Linked DNA regions of Homo sapiens: region 2 is linked to region 1. Evidence: chromatin contacts called from ENCODE Hi-C data. All regions are on one chromosome and are shown on one strand. The core of a region is the stretch at or near the end of the contact, and the rest is flanking DNA. Distances in the headings are between cores, read along the strand shown.

Evidence for each region. A loop is a pair of places that touch in the nucleus more often than their neighbours do. Pooled maps may share reads with other maps.
Region 2: a loop to region 1 is called in a pooled map, with 13 times the contacts of the local background. The contact joins the promoter of ZNF600 here to the promoter of ZNF480 in region 1. A Hi-C loop is called at or near these places in 9 of 50 pooled maps.

What each region holds. Positions count from the first base shown.
Region 1 is chr19:52,293,363-52,301,260 of GRCh38, reverse strand. It overlaps ZNF480 (zinc finger protein 480), which reads right to left and starts at 4,092. Exons shown (of 5, transcript NM_144684.4): 1 at 4,038-4,092; 2 at 777-867. The coding sequence starts at 848. ZNF766 (zinc finger protein 766) reads right to left here. Exons shown (of 4, transcript NM_001010851.3): 4 at 5,215-7,898. RefSeq lists enhancers at 3,861-3,910, 3,981-4,030.
Region 2 is chr19:52,784,221-52,792,118 of GRCh38, reverse strand. It overlaps ZNF600 (zinc finger protein 600), which reads left to right and starts at 5,328. Exons shown (of 6, transcript NM_001321866.4): 1 at 5,328-5,524. RefSeq lists enhancers at 758-1,287, 1,819-2,349, 4,652-5,509, 5,510-6,368 and a silencer at 5,170-5,319.

The DNA of each region.
Region 1 (7,898 bases), core at 2,843-5,342:
GACAATTGGAGGCTCCCTGATTTCAATGATGATTGTGCTTTTAATCTGTGTTGTTTGTCTTTGTGTAGCATGCAGATCCAAATCCCGAATCCCGAATCCTGTGAGAAGTAGCCCACCGTGACAAAGCAGCCTTTGCCTTTGTCACTTTGCAAAAACAGAAAGGGGAACATGCTGGCAACAGGCTTTAAAGAAATTGGCCATAAGCAGGATTTTTGCAGCAATGAAACGTGCTTGTGATGGCTATGACACACACTGCTAGAAGCTGTTGGCTTACTGGAGCAGGACAAGGAACACCTGGCCTGCCCGGAGTGGAAAACTGCTCAAACCACAAACAATAGCATGAGTGGCCTGTGCCTTAACACGTTTTTGCTGCAGATAATTAGCCAAAGACTGTTTCTCTACTCCTTGCTAAGAATGTTTTGTTTCCCATAAGGAATGCTTTTAGTTAATCTATAATCTATAGAAACAATGCTTATCAATGGCTTGCTGTCAATAAATATGTGGGTCAAACCCTGTTCGCAGCTCTCAGCTCTGAAGGCTGTTGGCCCCTGATCCCACTTTACACTCTATTCTTGTGTCTGTGTCTTTAATTCCTCTAGTGCCACTAGGTTAGGGTCCCCACGACCAAGCTGGTCTCGGCACTGAGGGAAGGCATAGGTAAGCGTGAGCAAACCTGTCAGGCAGGACACTTCAGACTCAGAGAAGACTCCCAACTCGAAGGCCCAGCGTTTCTGAAAGAAAGGAGACAGAACAATCCACCGAGAATATCATCTCACCTGAGGAAGAGCCATCCCTGACTCCTTTGCTTTCCTCTTCCTTCTCTTCTGGGCTTTTTCATCACACAGCATGACTCTTTAGAAGTCAATCCTAAATGTCAAAAATATGCTGTTTAGGGCTTAGAATCAACACACCCTTTTCCTGTGCCACAATCACACACACAGGTTAGACCTCACCCTGCGGAAAGATGTCCTCTGCTGCCCACTGCACCAGAGTTGATGCAGAGACAAGAAACTCCTACAGGAAGAACAACAAGTGAGTTTTTTACTCGTCTTCAGAACCTGCTCCCCTCCTAGAGATGCCCACACGCACGCTGCAGCAGTGGGGAGCTGGCCTGGTCTAAGCTCCCCTTCAGGGCCAGACCCAGCCCTGACCAAACCCCATGCAGAGCACAGCCCCTCCTCTCCTCTCTATGGATCCCAGGCTCATGTAATCCCTCAGAAATGGAGGACACAGAGCCTTGGTGCTCAGCACCAGAGACAGAACACACTGGAATCCCCGTATCCATGGGGAAGATGTCCCAAGACCCCCATTGGATGCCTGGAACTTCAAACAGTACTGAACTCCATTTATTCCACCCTGGCCAACATTGTGAAACCTCGTCTCTACTAAAAATACAAAAATTAGCTGGGCGTGGTGGCACACACCTATAATCCCAGCTACTTGGGAGGCTGAGGCAGGAGAAATGCTTGAAACTGGGAGATGGATGTTGCAGTGAGCTGAGATCATGCCATTGCACTCCAGCCTGGGCAACAAGAGTGAAACTCTGTCTCAAAACAAAACAAAAGAAAAAAAAAATCAGGGTATCCCAAAGCCCCTTCTTTTGATTAATTTGCTAGGAGGGTTCTTCCATCGGGCTAGTCATCTGTATCTTTTGCAATATTCTTCATAGCAAATGGGTAAAACTAAGCAAAATGCTTCCTTGAGTTCTGTGAATGAGGCTAACAAATTAATAAAATCTGAGCAAAGGGTCAAGGGAATCTTCAATTTTTAGATGTTTGGTTGAAGTTCAGGTCCCAACCAGGAACTTACAACCAGCACGTGAAGTAGCGGCAGCCTTGTGGAACTGAGCCCCCAACCTGTGGGATCTGATGCTAACTTCAAGTAGACAGTGTCAACTTGACTGAAATTACGGATCACCCAGGCGGTGTCTGACGAATTGCTTGTTGGTGGGAAGAAATCCCCACACATTTTGTTCATCAGATATGAAGCATTCTGTGTTGAGTGTTCACTATTGTGTTGACTGCAAGAGTAGGAAAAACACTTTGGTTTTCCTGCTATCTTTTACACTCGCCCACACCCTACCCCATCCCAGGAAAAGGAAAGTGGGTGACCCACACCTGAATGACTCAAGTCACTGACCTGTGCCTGAATAGGGAATGTGAGTGGAAGCTAAAGTCTGATGCCAAGAATTATAAAATGCACCAGCCTTACAGACAGGAGTTTTGCATATCCATTTTCATCTGTATTTTTAAAGTATATTTCATATTATCAAATTATAAATAGATAAATCAATGTCACAACTTAATCATAATATCCAATCAACTCACCGTTCATCTGCACCCAGGGTTCCCTCTTTTCTGGGTACTGTGTTTCCCTCCCTCATTCTGTACGTATCTCTCATTCTCACCTTCTTTCTCTAGCTTTTTTCCCCCTTTATTTTTCCCCTAAGATTCTGCTCATTTTGAGCCCCTCTCTTCTCCTGATGTTTCTCCCCTTCTTCCTTCTATTCCTTCTCTTCCACCTGTTCTGCTCCATTCTGGCAACTTGTTTCACCCCTCTTCCAAACTTTCTGCTCAATCTTTGATCATCCCATTCTCCACCTATTTGTCTCTTTTTTTTTTTTTTCCCTGAGACGGAGTTTTGCTCTTGTCGCCCAGCCTGGAGTGCAATGGCGCAATCTCAGCTCACTGCAACCTCCGCCTCCCGGGTTCAAGCAATTCTCCTGCCTCAGCCTCCTGAGTAGCTGGGATTACACGCGCGCGCTGACGCCCGGCTAATTTTTGCATTTTTAGTAGAGATGGGGTTTCACCATGTTGCCCACGCTGGTCTCAAACTCCTGACCTCACGTGATCCACCCACCTTGGCCTCCCAAAGTGCTGGGATTACAGGCGTGAGCCACTGTGCCCGGTCTTGCCTCTTCCCCTGACTCTACTCCCCCTCTGCTCTCTCTGTTAAATCCCTTCTTTTCTGTTACACCCCCTTGTCCCCACTCTCTGGCACCCTGAGATCCCAGGCCTCCACCTGCTGTGGTTCTCCCTCTGCTCTCGTTGTCACCAGCTGACTCCTCTTGCTGTCCCAGCACCACGCTGCTCTGTCTGCCCTGGCTCCAAATCCCTCCCCCTCTCCCCCACTCTCAAACTGAGGAACTTCCCACTTTGCTGCCCCTCTCACTATCTTGCTGTCCTTCATCTCTCCGGAGATGGAACTTTTCTCTGCATTTCTCCAGTTGCTTTTTTCCCCCTGCTACTTTCTCGGCTTCATTCGCTGTCTCTGCAAATCCTCCATCCACTCTCTACTTTGCCATCTGCTTACGGCTCTCCCTCAATCTTCTTTTCTCCTTCAAAATTTTTCTCTTTCTTCTCCCTCGCTCTCCGTCTCTCTTTCTGCACACATTCACATGGAAGGAATTGGGATCCGATGTCCACAAGCAGAACACCTTTTCAGTGGGGTGTTATTTGGCCCGCAAGAACACTGGATGTCAAGAGACAGAGTAAGTCACCTCCCCACACGCAGGGTTAGGAGAAGCGGTGTCTGGGAAGAGGAGGCCTGGGGAGTAGCGGGGCCCCGTATCAAGGAGGGTAAAGGTAGGGTCTGGATCAAGAGATGGGTGGCGTCTGCAGAATCCCAGCACTGGGCAGAAGACGCGGCTTCTCCTGGATTGAGATTGGAGCGCTGTGCTCCAGGGCCAACAAAGGCGAGGCTTGGGGGACCGCATAGACCGGAATCCGCCTAGCGGGGGAGGACTTTACGCTGTGCGGGGCGGATGTAAGCATCACTGAAGGACTTGAAACAGGAAAACTCCGCGACAGGAGGTGACTACATGGCCCTGTGGCAGAAGGACGGGGGACAGGACCCGCCGCCGAGCGATTTAAACACACAGGGAAGCGACCGCCTGACTCTCACGGAGACGCCTGAATTTGGTCGGGGTAGAGGGAGCGGTGCGAGGATTTCAAGGTCTGTGTGGCCCCTCAGATCCCGGGTACAGAAGCGCGGGGGAGTTGGGAAGCGCAGATTAATTTACACAAAGGGAAACTCACGCGCCGCGGCGTGACCTTCACTCCACGCGATCCGCTTCCGGGTTTGTGGGAAACTGCGCGCGCAGCGGAGGGGTCCGAGCGGGGCGGGGGCGGGGGCGGGGGCGGGGGCGGGGGCGGGGGCGGGGGCGGGGGCGGGGGCGGGGGCGGGGGCGGGGGCGGGGGCGGGGGCGGGGCGGAGTGGGGCTTGCGCTTCCCTCCGCCTCGCTTCCAGTGCCTCTGTTTTCCGGGTTTTGCCGGGGAGACCTGTCAAGGAGACTGGAGCAACTCAGCTGTCTCGGAACTGTACTCTTGCCGGGACTGAGCAAAGTCGGCTAATGATTAGATCCAGGAAAATTCCTGCTATTAAAGTTAATCTTAAGCCGACCGTGCGGTCGGGCACCTGTAGTCCCGGCTACCCCGAAGACTGAGGCGGGAGGATCGCTTGAGCCCAGGAGTTCGAGTTTACACTGAGTTATGACGGCCACTGCACTCCAGCTTGGGCGACAGAGACTCAGTCTCTCAAATAAATACATAAAAAACTAAATTTAGCAATTTAATTAAGCCCTGGGATTGTCTGTGAAAGCGACGCAAGTTAATACATGAACTGCAAAGCCCTGCCTGGGCAGAATGTGCAATTTCATGCTGACGGCCCACAAAGCAGAATAGAAATCCTCTCCTTTTCTATTCCCTGTTCTTTCGGGAGGGACAGAGGTAACCCTGTGCTCAGCTCCAGAGAGTTTTCTAGTGACAGCACCAGGGGCATGGAGGGCTAAGGCCAGTGAGAATTTAGGTCACCAATTGTTGGTTTTAAAAAAGCATTAACCGGGCGAGGTGGCTCACACCTGTAATCCCAGCACTTTGGGAGGTCAAGGCAGGTGGATCATTTGAGGTCAGGAGTTCGAGACCAGCCTGGCCAACACGGTAAAACCCCATCTCTACTAAAAATACAAAAATTAGCTGGGCATGGTGGCATACGCGTGTAATCCCAGCTACTCAGGAAGCTGAGGCAGGAGAATCGCTTGAACCTGGGAGGCGGAGGTTGCAGTGAGCTGAGATTGTGCCACTGCACTCCAGACCAGGCAACAGAACAAGACTCTGTCTCAAAAAAAAAAAAAAAAAGTCAAAAAATATGTTAATTTAACATTCTCAGGATTTTAAAACTACAAAATGCTGATGAAAGAAATCAAAGACACCCAGATAGAGACATATACAATATCAATTTATTGATAAACTCAACATAGAAAAAAATGTGAAATTACCCCAAATTGATACACAGGGTTAATATATTTACTATCAAGGCACTTCGTAGATACTGACAAGATTATCCAAACAATTATGTAGAAAAGCAAAAAACAAAACAAACCAACAGAAATCCCAAAAAACCTGGAATAGCTCAAACATCTGAAAAAAAAGATAGAGCAGCATGCTCCCGGGAGGTGAAGGTTGCAGTGAGCTGAGATCACTCCATTGCACTCCAGCTTAGGCAACAAGAGTGAAACTCCATCTCAAAAAAATAAATAATAAAATAAATAAATAAAATAAAGATAAAGGGTTGGAATCACTTCACGTTACTTCAAGTCCTCTAATATAGTGAAAGCATTTTTTCCTTTTTCATATTTACAATAAAACGTTTATACCTGCCATTGTCTTGTGCATACTCTTGTCAAAAAATATTGTCTCCAAACAACAGTCTCATTTTTGTGTCCCCTAAAATTTTCACTAGAGTGACATTCGGAAAAAATGTATTAAGCATAGCATCTGGCCGGGCATGGTGGCTCATGCCTGTAATCCCAACACTTTGGGAGGCCGAAGCGGGTGGATCACCTGAAGTCAGGAGTTCAAGACCATGCCTGGCCAACATGGTGAAACCCCATCTCTATTACAAATACAAAAATTAGCCAGGTGTGGTGATGGTGCATGTCTGTAATCCCAGCTATTCGGGAGGCCGAGGCAGGAGAATCACTTGAGCCTGGGAGGCGGAGGCTGCAATGAGCCAAGATCACACCGCTGCACTCCAGCCTGGGTGACAGAGCAAGACTCTGTCTCAAAAAAAAAAACAAACAAGCATAGCATCTGGATGCAATGTACAGAAAAAGAAAAAAGTAAAAAAAAAATATTATATATGTGTCTATACGTGCATATATAAACACAAAATATAATTTTATTAGAGTTGAAAATGAACCATGGAATATATTGCTTGATGCTGTAACGGGAAAATGACATTTCCATAGCTTTTGGAAAAATGCTCTTCTAGTAATATCATATTTATAACAAATATATTTTAATCATATTATATAATACATTATATTTATTATAAACCCACACACTAATTTTCATTGTCTACTATAAAAAGTATCTTAGGCAATTTTACTAAAAAAATTTCACAAGTGTTTTCAACAATCATATTGTGCAATGAGACCTGTATCTGTAACTATAAAAGGAACGTAAGATATTATCATGAAGAAAATCAGAGTCTTTCCTAACCAAGATGGCAGGAGCTTCCAGAGGAAGCTAGAGTTGTCCTAGAGTTGACTGCATTTTGTGATGTCTGAACACCAACGCCTTTTACACCTCTGCACTCCCTCTTCCTATTCTGCCCATCTGGTCAACTGAAAAATCCTCAGTGCCCACTCCTTTGGCACCAGCTGAAAGTTCAAACCACAAGTGGGCACCCCTGCCCAAGCCCTATCCCTTAACAATCATCATACCCCAAGCCAGTCACCTATGCCGATTCCCTAGTCATATTTGGACCAACCGGGGAAGTCTACCCTGCTCTCCCCAGAAAGCCTCATTATGGAGTAAACATTTTGAGATCACATTAGTGAATGGCATCATCATTCTCAATACCCAAACCAAACTTCAGGTGGATGTCAAAGCAGTTCCAGAAGAATGATCAAAAGTTCAAATTACCAAAAAGGTTATAAGGGTGAAAATGTGAAGTTTCTAGTTAATCTACCAAAGCAAAACGAAATTCCCAATCTGTGTGTTCATCCTCAAGAGAACATTTCTGAACATTAATATTTTTTCAAATTATGTCACTGAGCGCTACGAGGTCAACAGCAAGATTGTTACAATATTTTCATCCTGAAGTCCACACTTTGTCCTATTTTCCATATTACTGTATCTGTATTTTCGCTTCCTGAAAATGAAGGTGCCTGCCATGGGTCTTACTTGGCACACAAGAAAAAGGCACACAGAAACATAATACAGTGCATGTTTATCAACAGTGATGAACATTGAGGGCATATGATGATGAAGCTGCACTGTTATGTGATTTTCACTTTACCCACAAAAGCATCTTAGGGCAGAGTAGAGAGGTAGGCCAAGTGTGGTGGCTCATGCCTATAATCCCAGCACTTTGGGAGGCCGAGGTGGGCAGATCACCTGAGGTCAGGAGTTCGAGACCAGCCTCACCAATATGGAGAAACCCTGTCTCTACTAAAAAAACAAAATTAGCTGGGCATGGTGGCACATGCATGTAATCCCAGCTACTCGGGAGGCTGAGGCAGGAGAATCACTTGAACCTGGAAGGCGGAGGTTGCGGTGAGCCGAGATCACACCATTGCACTCCAGCCTGGGAAACAAGAGCGAAACTCCATCTCAAAACAAAACAAAACAAACAAAAAACAAAAACAAAGAGTAGAGAGAATAACTTAAGTACTAAGTATTATTACCCAAAATCATACTTACCCAAGTGTATATACCCAAAAGTGCATGTCATTTCATTTCACACACAAAATTGTTGTGGATGCTTCAACCTTAAAAATCCTGGCCAGGCGCCGTGGCTCATGCCTGTAATCTTAGCACTTCGGGAACCCGAGGTGGCTGGATCACCCGAGGTCAGGACTTCGAGACCGGCCTGGCCAACATGGTGAAACCCCA
Region 2 (7,898 bases), core at 4,079-6,578, 490 kb before region 1:
CCTCTGAGTGGAGCTCAACCCTGGCTTCACATTAGAGTCTAGAGGCATTTTTCAAATAGAGCTTTTGTGCCGCTTTAGCAGGGATTCTTATTCTGACGGGATGGAACCCACCCTCAGTAATACCTGCAGTGGCGCAGGTGCTTGTCATCTGTGTGCAGCATTGAGCATCGAAGCTCTGAGTCCTCCATTTCTGAGGGCTGAGCTCAGCCTGTGATCCACAGAGAGGTGAGGGGCTGTCCTCTGGATGGGGTTTGATCAGGGATGGGTCTGTGCCCTGAAGGGGAGATCAGTCCAGCCCAGCTCCCCACTGCTGCCTCGTGGGGGAGGCTCCTCCAGGAGGGGGGCGAGATCTGAAGACCAGGGTCAAACATACACTTGTAGGTCTTCCTGTGGGACTTTCTTATCTCTGCATGATCTCTGGTGCAGTGGGCAGCAAAGGACCATCTTTCCAGAGGGTGACGTCTCCCTTGTTTGTGTGTTTTTGTCACAGGAAGGGAGTGAGTCATTTCTGACATGAAGTCTTTTTTTTTTCACATTCAGGATTGATTTCTAAGGACTCATGTTGCATGAGGAAGCCACTCAGAAGAGGAAAGGAAAGGAGCCAGGCATGGCTCTTCCTCAGGTGAAGTGATATTCCTCTTTGGATTAATCTGTCTCTTTCATTTCTGAAATGCCAGGTATTGTAGCAGCCAGTCTTTTCTGAGTCTGAAGCATCTTGTCTGACACATTCACTTGCACTCACCCATGCCTGCCCTCAGTTCCTCTCAGCTGCTCTGAGATTCCATCTCCTGTGAGCCAGTGACATGAACTTGGGAAGAGGCTCCACTGGGCATGGTCCTGGGAAGGGCTCACACCCAGACATCAATGGACATGGGGTGTGGGCCCCGTGGTGTCAGTGCTGCTGCACAGCCTGCATTGTTCAGGGGCCATGTCTGGATGTCAGCTCTTTGTGGATGAGATCAGAGAAACCACATATGAAACATATACTTTAATATGCACAGATATCTGGTAAATTCTGGAAAAGGAGACCTATAAGGGGAGATAGTTTGTATCTGATTTGGTAGTGCATTTGAAGTCACACTAGTAGATCAACATGTCTCTGACTTCAAACTTTTTTTTTTAAAGAGACAGCATGTTGGTCTGGGTGTGGTGGCTCACACTTGTAATCCCAGCATTTTGGGAGTCCAAGGTGGGTGGATCACTTGAGGCCAGGGGTTTGAGACCAGCCTGTCCCACATGGTGAAACCTCATCTCTACTAAAAATATGAGTTGGGAGTGATGGCTCATGCCTGTAATCTCAGCTACTCAGGAGGCTGAGGCAGGAGAGTCACTTGAATCCGGGAAGTCGAGGTTACAGTAAGCCGAGATTGTGCCACTGCACTCCAGGCTGGGCAACAGAGCAAGACTCCATCTCAAAAAAAAAAAAAAAAAAAAAAGGAGAGAGAGAGAGATAATGTTGCTCTGTGGCTTAGTTTTAGAGTACAAAGGCACAATTTAGAGTTTACAGCAGCCTGAAACTCCTAGGTTCAAGTAATTCCGACTTTAGACTCCCAAAGAGCTTGAAAGATAGGCATGGGTCACCACATGTGGGTAATTGTTTTATTTATTTATTTATTTATTTTGAAATGGAGTCTCGCTCTGTTGCCCAAGCTGAAGTGCAGTGATGCGATCTCAACTCACTGCAACCTCTGCCTCCTGGGTTCAAGCGATTCTTCTGCCTCAGCCATCCAAGTAGCTGGGGCTAAAGGTGTGCACCACCACACCTGCAAAATTTTTGTATTTTTAGTAGAGATAGGGTTTCACCATGTTGGCCAGGCTGTTCTCAAACTCCTGACCTCATGATCTGCCCTTCTTGGCCTCCTAAAGTGCTGGAATTAAAGGCGTGGGGCACATGTATGTCAGGCCTCTGAGCCCAGGCCAGGCCATCGCATCCCCTGTGACTTGCACGTATACGCCCAGATGGCCTGAAGTAACTAAAGAATCACAAAAGAAGTGAATATGCCCTGCCCCACCTTAACTGATGACATTCCACCACAAAAGAAGTGTAAATGGCCGGTCCTTGCCTTAAGTGATGACATTACCTTGTGAAATTCCTTCTCCTGGCTCATCCTGGCTCAAAAAGCTCCCCCACTGAGCACCTTGTGACCCCCACTCCTACCCACCAGGGAACAAACCCCCTTTGACTGTAGTTTTCCTTTACCTACCCAAATCTTATAAAACGGCCCCACCCCTATCTCCCTTCACTGACTCTCTTTTTGGACTCAGCCCGCCTGCACCCAGGTGAAATAAACAGCCATGTTGCTCAAACAAAGGCTGTTTGGTGGTCTCTTCACACGAATGCTCATTAAAGTGTACGGCCGTATTTTTCATATTTTTTTTAATTTTGTTGTCCAGGCTGGAGTACAGTGCTGCAATCATACCTCACCATAGCCTTGATCTCCTGGCCTCAAGGGATCCTCCCATGTTGGCCTCCCAAATTGCTGGCATTCCAGGTGTGAGACAGCCTCCCTGGCTGGACTCTGTACTTTTTTGTGATAGAGTCTCGCTCCATTGCCCAGGATGGATTGCATTGGTGAAGAGGTGGGTTGCCCCTCCACACCTGTGGGCATTTCTCGTCAGGTGGAACGAGACACTTTGAAAAGAAAGAGACACAGAGACAAAGTATAGAAGAGAAAGTTACATGTATACATAAAATGAGTGAGAAAATACATTTCCAAAATTCTTTTGAGTTGAGATGTGAGAGAAAAATGTTTCAAGACCTCATCCCTAGATATCTGAGTCCCAGGAGCTCTGTGACATCAACTCCTGCCTCTGTCCTCCTCCCTACCTCTACTGTAACCATGCAGGCTTCTTTTCTTTTTCTGGGACTCAGGTTGCTCCTTTCTCAGGGCCTTCACCTGGGCTGTCCCTCTGCCTAGGACTCTCTGGCCACTCAGCTGCAAGTGACAAGCAGCCTTTCTTCCCTAAGTCTTTGTTCTGACATCACTTTTTCTATGAAAACTTTTGTGTTCTCCCACAGTCCCCCATTTGACATGACAGCCCCACCTTCACCCCCATCTCTGGCCCATGTTGCCTGTTCTGTGTGATCCTTTTTGCTCCTTCGCTGTTCACTGGATCCTGGTGGGAACAAGTCCCCAAGCGGAGAGCAGAGCCAGAAGGTGGGGCTCTGCGGGGCTGGTGCCCTGAGTGGAGCTCAAACTTGGCTTCACATTAGGGTTTTCAGGCATTTTGCAAATATAGCTTCTATGCTGTTTTATCAGAGATTGCTATTATCACAGTATGGGACCCACCCTCAATAATACCTACAATGGTGCAGGTGATTCTCATCTGTCTCCAGCATTGAACATCAAGGCAGTTTCCTCCATGTTGAGAGCTGAGATCAGCCTGTGATCCACAGGGAGGTGAGGGGGCTGTGCTCTGCATGGGGTTTGGTTAGGGCCAGATCTGTGCCCTGAAGATCTGTGTCCTGCTGCAGCGTGTGTGTGGACTTTTGCAGGAGGGAGCAAGACCTCAAAACAGGTCAAAATTGCCCTTGTAGGTCTTCCTGTGGCACCTTCTTATCTCCACATAATCTCTGGTGCAGTGGGCAGCAGAGAACCATCTTTATCCCTGGTGAGGTCTCCCCTGTGTGTGTGTTTTGTCACAGGAAAGGAGGGAGTGATTTCTAAAAATTAAATCTCGTATTTTTTTTTACATACAGGATTGATTTTCCAAAGACTCATGTTACGTGAGGAAGACACCAAGAGGAGCAAAGAAAAGGAGCCAGGGATGGCTCTTCCTCAGGTGGAGTAATATTCCTCGGTGGATTCTTCTGTCTCTTTCCTTTCTGAAATGCCAGGTATTGTAGTAGCCAGTCTTCTGTGAGTCTGAAGCATCCTGCCTCACACGTTTGCTCACACTAACCCATGCCTTTTCTCAGTCCTTGTCATCTTCACTTAAATTCCATCTTCTATAACCTAGTGACATGAGCTTGGGAAGAGGCTGCACTGGGCATGGTCCTGGGAAGGGCTCACACCAGAGATGGATGGAGATGGGGTGTGGACCCCAAGGTGTCAGTGATATTGGGCAGCAGGGATTGTTCAGGGGCCACATCTGGATGCACATTTAGCTCTTTGTGGATCAGATCAGAGAATCTATGTATGAAAGTCATACATTAATGTATGCACTGGTATCTGTGTACTGGTATCTGGTAAATTCTGGAAAAGGAGACAAACTAGGGGAGATATTTCTTTTTCTTTTTCTTTTTCTTTTTTTTTTTTGAGACGTAGCCTCGCTCTGTCGCCCAGGCTGGAGTGCAGTGGCACGATCTTGGCTCACTGCACGCTCCGCCTCCCGGGTTCACTCCATTCTCCTGTCTCAGCCTCCCTAGTAGCTGGGATTACAGGCACCCACCACCACGCTTGGCTAATTTTTTTGTATTTTTTAGTAGAGATGGGGTTTCACTGTGTTAGCCAGGATGGTCTCGATCTCCTGACCTCATGATCTGCCCGCCTCAGCCTCCCAAAGTGCTGAGATTACAGGTGTGAGCCAGCGCGCCCGGTCTTGTTTTTGTTTGGGTTAGGCGGGCTCCTGTAGTTCCAGTTACTCGAAAGGCTGAGGCAGGAGAAGGGCGTGAACCCGGGAGGCGGAGCTTGCAGTGAGCCAAAATCGTGCCACTGCACTCCAGCCTGGGCGACACAGCGAGACTCCGTCTCAAAAAAAAAAAAAAAAAAAAAAAGTAAAAGAGCGAGAGAGAGATCAGGAAGAGGACCCTGCAGTTAGGGGGTGTTACTTTGTCGCCCAGGATGGCCTGGACCCCCAGGTTCAGGGATTCTCCCGCCGCTGCTTCCTGAGTAGCTGGGACCTCAGGCTTCCGCCTCGTGCCCGCATCCCTGCTGTGTTTAGGCAGCAGGTGGTGACCTCACTCCTCCCTGGCCTGAGCTCTCCGTCCCGCATCCCAGGCGGAGGCCCTAGGGAACACTTTGAAGCTGAGCACGGGGTGGACCCTCCCTCCTGAGTGAATGGAGAATAGAAAGGGAGAGGATTTCTGTTCTGTTCTGTGGGCCATCAGCATGAAATCGTATGTTCCGCCCTGGCAGGGCTTTGCATTTCACATTCTAGTTTGCATTCCCGTTCCAGATAATTCCAGGGCTTTTGAATCATGCCTCAGCCTTCCTGGCCGCTGTCGCCTCCAAAAACTCGAAAAACAGAGGCGCTGAGTGCGAGGCTGAGAAGCACAGGTCCCGCCCCGGGCCCTCCCTCTGCCGGTTCTAAAGGGCAAGGTCTCTCCGCCTGGGGCCCCGCCTCTACCCCGCCCAGGTCCAGCCAACCTGCCCCGGCCTGGCTTCAGTCCTGGGCGCGCACAAACCCGGAAGCGGATCGCGTGGAGTGAAGGTCCTACCACGGCGCGTGAGTTTTGCTCTGCCTTGGATTAAGTCTGCACTTCCCAGGTCCCCGGCGCTTCTGCCCCTGGGACGTGGGATCCCCACGGACCTGGAAATTCTCGCCTGTCTTCCCTTCACCCAGAGCAAATTGAGACGTCCCGGTAAGAGTCTGGAAGTTGCTTGCTTTTGGGTTTGAAGTCGCTCGGAGGCTGGTCCCGTCCCCGGTCTTTCTGCTATAGGGCAATGTATACACTTCCTATCGCGTATTTTTCCTGCTCAAAACATTTTTCTGACTATTCCCGCCCCGTGCTTTTTAAAGTCCTCACCCGCGAGGTGGATTCCAGCCCTGGGCGCCTCCCAGCCTCGCCCCAGTTGGCACCTGGAGCGCGGCGCCCCGGCCCCAGCCCCGGGGAGGCTGCGTCCTCTGCCTGGTCCTGGGATCCTGCAGGTCCCACCTTTGTCTTAGGGTGCCGTCGCCCACCACGTCCCTCCTGGTGCCGGGCCCTGCTGCTCCCCAAGTCTTCGCTTCCCCTGAGCCAGGGTTGGGGTGGGTCGCAGGGGCTTGTCCTATGATACCAGGTGTTCTTTCCTGTCCAGCTCCACCCCCTGGAAAATGCGCTTCTACGGGATGCAGGCGTCTTACTCCAAACCCGCCTGTGATTACTCCAAACCCGCCTGGGCCAAAGGGATCAGGAGATAGAGAGAGGGACTGAGAGAGCAGTAGAAAACCAGAGACAGAGAAAAGAAGAATGAGAAAGGCCCATAACAGATGGCAAAGTAGAGGATGGGTTAGGAATTTGCCAAGAGACAGCAAAAGTGAAAGAAAAAAAACTAAGAAAGCAGGAGGAGAAAAGCAACTGGAGAAATGTAGAGAAAAGCTAGATGTACAGAAAGATGAAGGACAGCAAGGTAGGGAGAGGGGCAGCAAAGAGGGAGGCTCACCAGAGTGAGGGAGAGGAGGAGGGATTTGGAGCCAGGGCAGACAGAGCAGAGTGGTGCTGGTGGCAAGAACAGATGGAGAACCACAGCAGGGAGGACACCTGGGGATCTGAGGTGCTGGAGAGTGGGGACAGAGGGGTATAACAGGGAAGAGAGAATTTAATAGGGAGAGCAGAGGAGACGGAGAGATAAGAGAAGAGGCTGTAATATATAGACATTGAGGAAGATTGAAAGATTGGGGAGAAAGAACAACAAGAGGTTAAATAAGGACCGGGCGCTGTGGGTCATGCCTGTAATCCCAGCATTTTGGGAGGCTGAGGCGGGTGGATCACCTGAGGTCCGGAGTTCGAGACCAGCCTGATCAACAGGGAGAAACCCCGTCTCTATTAAAAATATAAAATTAGCTGGGAGCGGTTGCACATGCCTGTAATCCCAGCTACTAGGGAGGCTGAGGCAGGAGAAACCTTTGAACCTGGGAGGCAGAGGTTGCGGTGAGAGCCAAGATCGCACCGGTGCACTCCAGCCTGCACAACAAGAGTGAAACTCCATCTCAAAAAGGAAAAAAAAAAAAGAGGTTAAATAAGCTGTGAGAATGGAGCAGAAGAGGTGGAAGAGAAGTAATAGAGGGAAGAAGGGGATAAACAGCAGGAGAGGAGAGGGGTACAAAATGAGGAGCACAATCCCAGGGAAAAAGAAAAGAAAACAAGAGCTAGAGAGAGAAGGGGAGAATGAGAGATATGCACAGAATTAGGGAGGGAAGCACAGTAATGAAGAAAGAGGGGCTGGGCGCAGTGGCTCATGCCTGTAATCTCAGCACTTTAGGAGACTGAGGCAAAGGGATTGCTTGAGTCTAGGAGTTCAAGACCAGCCTGGGCAAAATAGTGAGGCTCCCCCCATCTCTGTCAAAAAAGGAAAAAAAAAATTTAACCGGGTGTGATAGTGTGCACCTGCAGTTTCAGCTTCTCTAGGCCGAAGCAGGAGGATCACTTGAGCCCAGGAGCTCCAGGCTGCTGTGAGCAGAGATCATGCCACTGTACTCCAGCCTGGTCAAAAGAGCAAGACCCTGTCTCAAAAGAAAAAAAGGGTGGGGGACTTTGGGTACAGATAAGTGGGTGAGTTCATTGGATATGATTAGTTGTGACATGTTGACTTCTGTGTATATCATCTAATACCTTGTTTAAATTATACAGATGAGATTTAGAATTTTAAAACTCCTGTCTATGAGACATGTACATTCTATAAATTTTGGTATCAGAGGTTAGCTTCTACTTGGAATCCCAGTTATTCAGTTGTGAGTCAGTCTCTTCCCTTTTCCCAGGGTGGGGTAGGAAGTGGGACAGTGATGTGGGGGAAAAAAAATCACTTTCTCTTATTACATAATACTTTTAATTTATTAATTAGTTTATATTTTGAGACAGGGTCTGGCTCTGTCACCCAGGCTGGATTACAATAGCGTTCTCTACTCTAACTGCAGCCTCGACCTCCTAGGCTCAAGCGATCCTCCTCCCTCAGTCTCTCTAGTAGCTGAGACCACAGGTGTGAGACACCAAGCCCAGCTAGTTGTTTTTTTTCTTTGTTTGTTTGTTTTTTTGTAGA